2 separate regions of the Mus musculus genome follow, and region 2 is linked to region 1. The links are chromatin loops, found by intact Hi-C in ENCODE. Cell type or tissue: left cerebral cortex. All regions are shown on one strand. Links, peaks and the distances in the headings refer to the core of each region. The heading gives the core; the rest is flanking DNA. Region 1 overlaps Sms (spermine synthase). Region 2 has its middle 2.8 kb from the start of Mbtps2.

Region 1 (4,398 bases), core at 92-4,091:
TCTAAGGAGATGAAGGATCCTCTGAAAAGGGACCCGGCGGGCAGAGAAAGGAAACGATTATTATTATTATTGGGGGTGGGGAGGGATGAGATCTGGGCGCGGGAACTAGAGCCACCACCATCACCATCACCCCTAATCCTGGAGGCTCAGATATTTGAGCCTGGTCTCGGCAGAAATGGTTGGGAGAGTCTTTTTTGCGTGATGGAATTTTGAAGGGTAGGGATGGATGTACTGCTGGCTTCTTTTCTTTGAGAGAATCAAGCATGGGCGCAGTGGGCGGGAATGATTGGGCCTTTAAACGTGCGACTGCGGCAGACTTTCACTTACCAGATCATCCCGCACATAGTGTGGTGCCCCAGTCTTCCCTTTTCTCTGGTTTCTCTATTAATGGAACACGTGGATTCCACTCTGCTTTTTCTGTCGGGATTTTTTTTTTTAACACCGACTTAATTGCTTTTGAACTTCTGAGCTCACACTTTGTACTTTTTCTTCCAATCCTAAAAGATCTCGGAGCTCACAAGATCAATAAATGTAAAGACAAAAAATAAAATCGGGGGGATTTGGAGCAAAACCTGGATTTCAGTCTGCCTCTTCTAATTGATTCTCTTCTGTGGGTGGCCTTTTGGGTTTATCTCCTAACGTTTTGGAACCTCATCTTTTTTTTTTTTCCGGGGAGGAAGAAAAAAAAAGAGAGAGAAAGCAAGAAGCAAGGGACAGTGCACACTCAGGGCATTTACTGTGGTCGGGTGAACTAGAGGGTTGTTAGGTAAGCCAGTGTGCTTGGGTGGTCGGAATAGAGTTTAAAAAAAAGTAACACCGTTCACTTCCCACTTTGCTTAGGTGAGGATGGAAGCAAGGGAGACAGTTGGGAGAGAATAAGGTGGTACTTGGGTGGTGGAGCTGGAGGAGTGTGTTAGGATCACAAAGGTTCTACTGTTATCTTGGCAGCTTACAGGGCTGATTGGTTAATGGGAGTTCTAGCACCGTGAGTTTAGTGGGGGAGGAATGTGAAGCAACTGTTGTGGCCTCCCAGCTGGGAAGGTGTGAATTTTATCTCTAGCATCCCATTTCCAGTAGGCTGGAGGGACAGTGAGCTCAGCATGGGGTCAGAGAAATTCTAGCCCTTCCACTGAAGAGTAAACCTTCAGCTTAGTTTAAACACTGAGAATAAAGGGTGAGCACACACTTAAAGCTCGAAGGAAGGCTCTTGAGAGAGGGCAAGTGGATCTTTTCTTGAGTCTGAGGCCAGCTTGGTGTGCAGCCAGGGCTGCATAAAGAAACCCTGTTTAGACCCTCCCCTCCTCCAAAAGAGACAAGCATTAGCTGTTAATGTTTTAACTCACACTTTGCTCCTAATTAAAAATAAGAAAATTAAAGCCAGTCATATTGGCAGACCTTTAATCTCAGCACCCAGAGGCAGAGACTGAATTGGATTTTATATCTAAATCTAGTACAACCCGGTTGGATCCTTAATACAACAAAGAAACAAGAAACCTTTGAGTTGGACCCAAGGTGGCACATTCATGTAATCCCAATACCCTGGAGGCAGAGGGTGGAGAGTTCAAGGCCAACCTGGACTATAGACTGAGATCCTATCTCAAGGATTGCACTAATGATACAAAGAAAAACTTTGTGCCTTAGCTGGGCAGTGGTGGTGCAAGCCTTTAATCCCAGCACATGAGAGGCAGGTGGATTTCTGAGTTCAAGGCCAGCCTGGTCTACAGAATGAGTTCCAGGACAGCCAGGGCTATACAGAGAAACCCTGTCTCGATCCCCCGCCCCCACCCACTCAAAGAAAACTTTGATGATACAGTGGACAACCTTTTAGGAAAAAAAAAGCCACTGTGTTCAGGTGTTGTGTATAAGTCAATGTATGTAAGATCTGGAGTTCTTAAAGTGTTCTGTCATTAAATGAAGACTAAGGCATGTCCTTATTATCCACATCCATATTTTAAAAATGGGGTGCTTTGACTACATCACAAGGATTTTTAAATTCCCTTCCTTTCCAAAAAAGGGGTGCTTGGTTAAAAAAAACAAAACAAAAACAAAACAAAACAAAACAAAAAAAACCCTCCATGTGTGAGGTCTCTAAAAACATTTAATTGTTGATAGTGAGTCAAAAGGCATTCCTCTTGGCATGGAAGTATTGGATGTGACTCAAGGGTGAGTCAAATGGCTGCGGAGCTTGAATGCATGTTCTCCTCCTCCTGTTTGTTGGTAATCCTTCCTAATGGAGCAGTTCCATGCTGTGATTTTAGTGGAATTAAACTGGAACTCCTTAGCCATGTTATTGTTTCAGTTCCGTCTAACCTAGTTACCAAGGCAAACTACCTGCAACCTAACCACTTAGAGAGTACTTAATCCGTCTGCCTGATGAAGGAACTCAGAAAATTGTTTTTTGCTAAAACAAATCTCATCTTTGGTCATCTTATAAGTGAAGTGTTGAATTCTGAGGAGTGTTGATCTCAGGAAACATGAGATTCCTTTTTTCTTTTTCCAGCTCAAACCCAACAAGGATAAATTAGTCCTGAGTATCTTGGGGACTGGTAGAGGACATACTCTTGTTCTGGTCCCAGCCCCTAATCAAGGCTCTGGGTATGTAGAGGGTAGGATGTGATATTTTCTCCTGGCTTGTTGGAGTAGAAGTATAAAAAATTTGATTTCATTGGTTATAACAGGTAGGAGTGAGTAGTCGACATAAGTGGGAGAACGTGCTGATTTTCAGTGAAAAAAAATATAGGTGTATTTTTACCCATTCAAATTGAAAGGCCCTTTGGGTTGGATTTACTGGCCCCTGAGTGAATGAATCCCTAGATGCTAATAGAGTGTGGCTTCGCCCACACCTTTATTTTACTTGGAGTGCCCCTACCAGGTCCAGGTTCTGCTTTAAAGTACACATTTGAAGCATGCTTGTGCGCCTTTGGCAGGCCTAGTCCACATTTTAAGTATCAATAAATTAGGCCCATTGAGATTTCCAGATTTGGGGAGGGAAGAGGAGCTTGTGCAGTGGAGCCTTGAACCCAAGATATTCTTGCAAACTGAATGATGGGACGACTCATGCCTCCCCTATCGTCTTTGAGATTGACAACCTTTATGTGAGATTACCTATTTGATTGCAAGGCCTTTGCTGCTGTCCTAATTGCCAAATCCCTTACTTTTTAAGGTAGTGATTGCCTATTGGGGTATTTTTTCCATGCCCCACAGTGTGAGGGAAATGTGGTGGTTTCTGGAGAAATGGGCTTGGAGACTTCAGCTTACCTAGCATACACAAGTCTTGTGTTGATTCCTCCCACCGTGCCTGCAATCCCAGCACTTACTAGGTGGAGCAAGAAGATTAGACTTTAATAGCCATCTTCTACTACATAGTGAGTTCAGCCTTGCATTCCTGAGACCCTGTCTCTAAATAAAACAAGACTGTAGCTATGCTATAGCTACTCTAATAAACACGTTAAAGATACCTAAAAAGGCCTACTAGAGCCCACAAATTTCAGTAGTGCCCACACCGGTAATTGCCCTAAATTCTGGCTAAAGGCATTTCAATTATTAGTATGATAAGCAAAACTCCTCAGGTCCTTCCTGGAAACATCTATTTTGCATGCAAATTGTTACGGAAGGCTCCACCTTCCCCCAAGGTGCTGGTTGTTTAGTGCTTGGCGATTACTTCCTGTTGAGCCTATGTAAATTTGTGGCTCTCCTAATTTGCCTGGGTGAACTACTTTCTGGTGGAGCCGTGCCTTCTTTGTGTGACTCCAGTAGCTAAAATAAATTGTCAAGCTTTAGCCATTCCTGATTATATTTAGCCATTTTCTGATTCACCAGCACCTCATCCTTTACATTTCTCCTCCACAAAGGATTTCTGCCTTTTTGGCTTTAACCTTAGAGCCTTGAGGGACTGATGACTGGGCAAGAAAGCTTTGGTTCTACCCTACGATGAACTTTCTTAAATGGTGTTTCTTAAATTTCCATCATAAACATCTTCCTTTGGGTTAATTCAGATGCTTGATTCCAGCACGCGGGACAGAATCTCTGGGGTTCAAGGCCAGCCTGGTCTACAGAGCTAGGTTTAGAATAGTCAGAAATGTTACTCAGAGACTGAGAAACACTGTCTTTGAAAAACAAAACAAATTAACAACAACAACAACAACAAGAATAAGAATAAGAGTTTTTACTGCTTTTTCAGAGGTTCAGAGTCCAGCAGCTTACAATTGCCTATGAGTGCAACTCTAGGGAATCCGACTCCCTCTTCTGGCCAGTGTTTGTAAAGGCACAGGATGATGATGTTGACGGCCACAGCAATAATATAAAAGAACCCAACACTAAACAGAAGGCAGTCCCTCCAACTGTATCAGAATTCTTTGACACACTTTATCCCAAGAACCTCCTCTGCCCTGTCCTTGA
Region 2 (4,398 bases), core at 143-4,142, 110 kb before region 1:
AAGAATTTAAATTTGGCTGGGCATGGTGGCATATGGTCTTAATCCCAGCACTTGGGAGGCAGAGGCAGGCGAATTTCTGAGTTCGAGGCCAGCCTGGTCTACAGAGTGAGTTCCAGGACAGCCAGGGCTACACAGAGAAACCCTGTCTTAAAAAAACAAAAACAAAAACAAAAAAAACAAAAAAAAAGAATTTAAATTCATTGTTCCCCATAGGTATCTAGTCTATATAGTCAAGCCTGTAACTATGGTCTTGATCTTAGATTCTTCCACCCCATACACACATGGATGGCTCTGCGGACCAGTGTACAACTCTTAAAAAATGAAAACCTATGTGGGAAGCTGAGGCAGAAGAATCCGGAGTTCAAGGCCGACCTGGGCTTTCCTGTCTCAAGATAAAAAGCCTCTTCTGTGCCTGAGACCCCCATCCATCTGTCGTTCATACACTTAATACATAGTAGGAATGTCTGTACCTGTCCTAGGACGTTTAGAGCTGCCGTTTCACCCCTGCATTTTACAGTGCATGGCCGTTAGCTTCTCAGAAGCTAATGATAATTAGGTTTTGCTAAAATGAGTTTTCAGTTTCATTGTGATAGAAATGTACAGGGTTTCAGACCTTTTACATCTCTCTTTGGTATTTACCTGAATGACTGAAACACATATCTGGAGCTTTTTTTTCTACACTTGATGAGAAAATAATATTTCATCTAGCAAATAACTTAGTACATTGGAAAGAGAAAGTTTTAATTTCAAGTAAACCATTATCCTTAATTTGATTAAACTTGGCTGTTTGAATTGAGTGCTTGATCATACACAGTAATGTATACTTGTATACATATATACATAGGATTTAAACAGAGCAAATAGACACATAATAGGGCTGATTTTGTTAAAGGCTAAGGGGACAGCCACTGCTTTGGGAATTAGATTGCCTGTACCCAAGCCTCAGCACATAATCTTGTTTGTTCTGCTTTATGTTGCTAGGTAGGTCTAGTGACATTTTATTTTTAATTTTTTTATGACACAGATTTGGTGGATTGAGGTGATTTACTGACTCCTGTTTGTGTAAGATTTTTCACATGGAAAAATAATTATTTCTATATTGTTGCCAAAATTTGCTGCATACTTTTTAAACCCACTTAGAAATATAATATTTATTAATAACTGAAATTATTGGTCTACATTTGGTATACAGTATCATGTGTTACATAATAGCAGGTCAAGATAAACTGTTAGTACTTTAAGGTCATGTGCTGCAGTGCGTGAGGTTATCCTGTGGCATAGACACAGGCAGATTGGCATTTCACAGCTCTAGGCCATTTCAGTGGGTGCAGCCTCTTATGTCAAATGCATTTCCCAGGGCAGTGAGGAGGGGTAAGGCCTTTAGGTCCATTTTTAAATGGCATTATTTAAATTTGATGTTTTACAAAGAAACTCAGGGAAGGTACTACAACCAAAATCTGTAATTTGACTTTTGTGTTTTTATTTTGTTTTATTGGAATACTTTTATAAAGGAAAATAATAACTGTGGTTGTTTGTACAACTTTCTAAATTATTTTTTCATTGTCACCTTTTATTTTACAAGTTTCTGAATATGGATTAAATTAACATTTTTAACAAAAATGAAAATATTAATATATTTTTCAATAACTAATTGAATATCAATGCTTTAATTTAAAATTATACAACTTTTAAAAATTTATATTTCATATATATTTATCTCTGAAGTTAGAAAATATACTGATACTCTGTTTCAGCCAAGTATCAATTTTTAATATGCAGCTGGTTGCACTCAGCCAAAATACATATTTGATGTCCCTCTAAAAATATTGTAAGAAATGAAAATTCTATGAATAAAAGCGCAGTTATGTGTCCTTTATTTAATACAGTTCCTTGACAGAAATCCAAAATGTTTTGCCAATTAAGCCACAGGTTTATTTTACTGAAAAATACCTTTTTCATCTTTTTTCTTTTTTCATCGGGGCTTCCTTCATTGCCATTCTGTCTCCCATCGTGCTTCTGCTGCTGCCACCAGCTGGCTGCTACTACAGCTAAATTCCAGCAGCCAGCAGGAGGCAATTCAGTGCTTTGTTATGACTTCTGTGCTCCTGGTGGGAAAATCAACTCAGATGTAGAACTCAATCTTTAAGCTGGGAACAGAAAATCACAATCAACTCATTTCCTTCACATTTTGGGTTATCAGATAGCCACGCAGTAGCTTGTTCTTGTCCTAGTACAAGGTCCAGACAAAGCTCTGGGCTAACAAAAAGAAACTATTTCCATTGTTAAGTTAATGGCCTCCTCCCAGGAAGGAACAAGGTTAAAACTACAGAGCCATTACAGAAAGCAAACAAAGGTCAAATCAAAAAATAAAGTGTACCAATAAACTTAGAAATTCAGAAGTACAAATTCTAACACATTTATACAAAAGAACATTTGGAAAATAGTAGGGAGATAAAATTTCAACCGTGTTTAATTTTTGAAATTTTGAGCAGTAAGTATAATTTTAACTTTTCATTTTGGCCAAATCCCTGTCATTTTTTTTGTTAGAGGGATTAAAAGATTTAACTATTTAAAATTTACTACCATAAATTAAAATTTAAAATTTAAAGTATAAAATAAAAATAAGCTTCCAAGTAGTAGATTTTGTAAGTATCTAGCTAGCATTCACACCTCAGAAATTCTCAAAGGTTAACACAACACCAAGAAAATATAAAAAGTTATGAATTCACAGGGTACTTGAATGTAAACATTTATAGCATATTCACCTACATTAAAAAAATCCAAGTCATTTATAAAAACACATAAACACATGTATACAAACAGAGGTAAAACAGAGTCACTTCTGAAGCCAGAGACATATTACCAAGTAATTAAAACGTAAGGAAAACTCTGTGCCCTGCGCCTGTCACTGAACGGACGATGTGCCCCCCCCTTTTTTTTCTAACTCCAGTGCTTGCTCAACAGCTTTGGCATAGAATACAATACCCCATTATGCCACAAGATCAAGGTGTTTACAGATTAGTAGTTCCATTTGAGTGAACCAAGTAAAAAGTCAGGCTATATAACCAAAAAAGAGAAATTGTTAGCAGGACTATACGTAAATAAGGCCTCCAAGTTCACCTATTCTTGAGAATCAAGGATAAGTTTCCAACTAGCTTCACTGTAGACAACGCCTATGGCTTGTATACTAGAACAATTTTCTACGTTGCTTTACAGAAACTTGAAGGCGACTTTAGCTACAAAACCAAAACCACTCTTTTTCAAGAGCCTATGGATAGCTAATAGATTATGTGAATCCCGGCTTCATGGTACAGGTGTACACCTGTAATCAATCCTAGCACTCAGGAATTGGAGAAAAGAGGACAAGTTTCCTCTGCTATGTAGAGCTTTAAGTCCAGTCTGGGTTACAGACTTTGTTTTTAAAAAGAGAGAATGCCGTATGGCTAGAGGGTGTAGCTCAGAGTATCAAAGTCCTGGGTCCTTAGGTGGATCTGTACTTGGGGACACAGAGATGGGACTGCGTTTAAAATGATACAGCCTTGGGTCTGTTTCACAGAGCTTCTCATTTAATTGGTCCAGGCTCCAGAAACCAGGGGGACTTTAAAGGCCCCTGGTGAAGGTACTGTGCAACCAAGGCTGAGAACTACACTTTAGTTCACTAGACAGATGGTCAGTGCTCCAATTTTTAAAAGTTTCATCTAACCTATTTTATAGGCCAGTAGATCAACGGAAAACCTGCAAGGGCTGTTTCTCTCATCATGTTGTCCCCCTGGGACTGACTCAGGTAGTCAGGTTAGGCAGCAAGTGCCTTTACGTGTTGAGCCATTTTTCCAGGTCTAGAACTCCAATATGTAGCAATAGCCCAAACCTCAAGTCTTTTTTTTTTTTTTTTTTTTTTTTTTCCGAGACAGGGTTTCTCGGTATAGATCTGGCTGTCCTGGAACTCACTTTGTAGACCAGGCTGGCCTCGAACTCAGAAATCTGCCTGCCACTGCCTCCCGAGTGCTGGAATTAAAGGCGTGCGCCACTACGCCCGGCTCCTCAAGTCTTAGATGAAAGTTTTTGTTTTTTTTTTTTAATCAACAGCCAGGTATTTTTGATGCACAACTCTTAAGTGCAGGTTAACTCTGAGAGTTCAAGGCCAGCCTACTCTGTATAGTGAATGCCAGGCTTGGATTGCATAGTGAGACCCTGTCTTAAAATAAAGACCAGTTATATAGACAAATCTTACAAAACAAAATGTCGCGCGAAATAATCCAGATTTTAACAGTGTGGTTCTATTTACGCAGAATTCAACATTAAAAATAAATAAATTAATTAATAAATCAGAACGGGGCAGGGGACAGAAATACGTAGGAAGGGAAACTAGAAAGAAATTCTCTGGATAGAAATGCTACG

The links. Peaks named below come from ENCODE experiments on the same cell type or tissue, not always from the same donor. Only the 100,000 strongest peaks of a DNase experiment are listed, where the experiment ranks them.
Region 2: a loop joins it to region 1, with 8 times the contacts of the local background. A loop is called at or near these places in 16 of 42 quality-filtered maps.

Annotation. Positions count from the first base shown.
Region 1 is chrX:157,486,806-157,491,203 of GRCm38, reverse strand. All of the region lies in intron 1 of Sms (spermine synthase), which reads left to right. Among named protein-coding and RNA genes, the nearest start is that of Sms, 3.3 kb to the left of the region's middle. In left cerebral cortex, for the core only: no CTCF peak of the experiment used is centred there; DNase peaks (open chromatin) are centred at 280, 1,077, 2,183 and 3,727; H3K4me3 peaks cover 645 bases; H3K27ac peaks cover 84 bases.
Region 2 is chrX:157,599,345-157,603,742 of GRCm38, reverse strand. No RefSeq gene overlaps it. Among named protein-coding and RNA genes, the nearest start is that of Mbtps2, 2.8 kb to the right of the region's middle. In left cerebral cortex, for the core only: a CTCF peak has its summit at 2,063 (motif pointing left); a DNase peak (open chromatin) is centred at 2,065.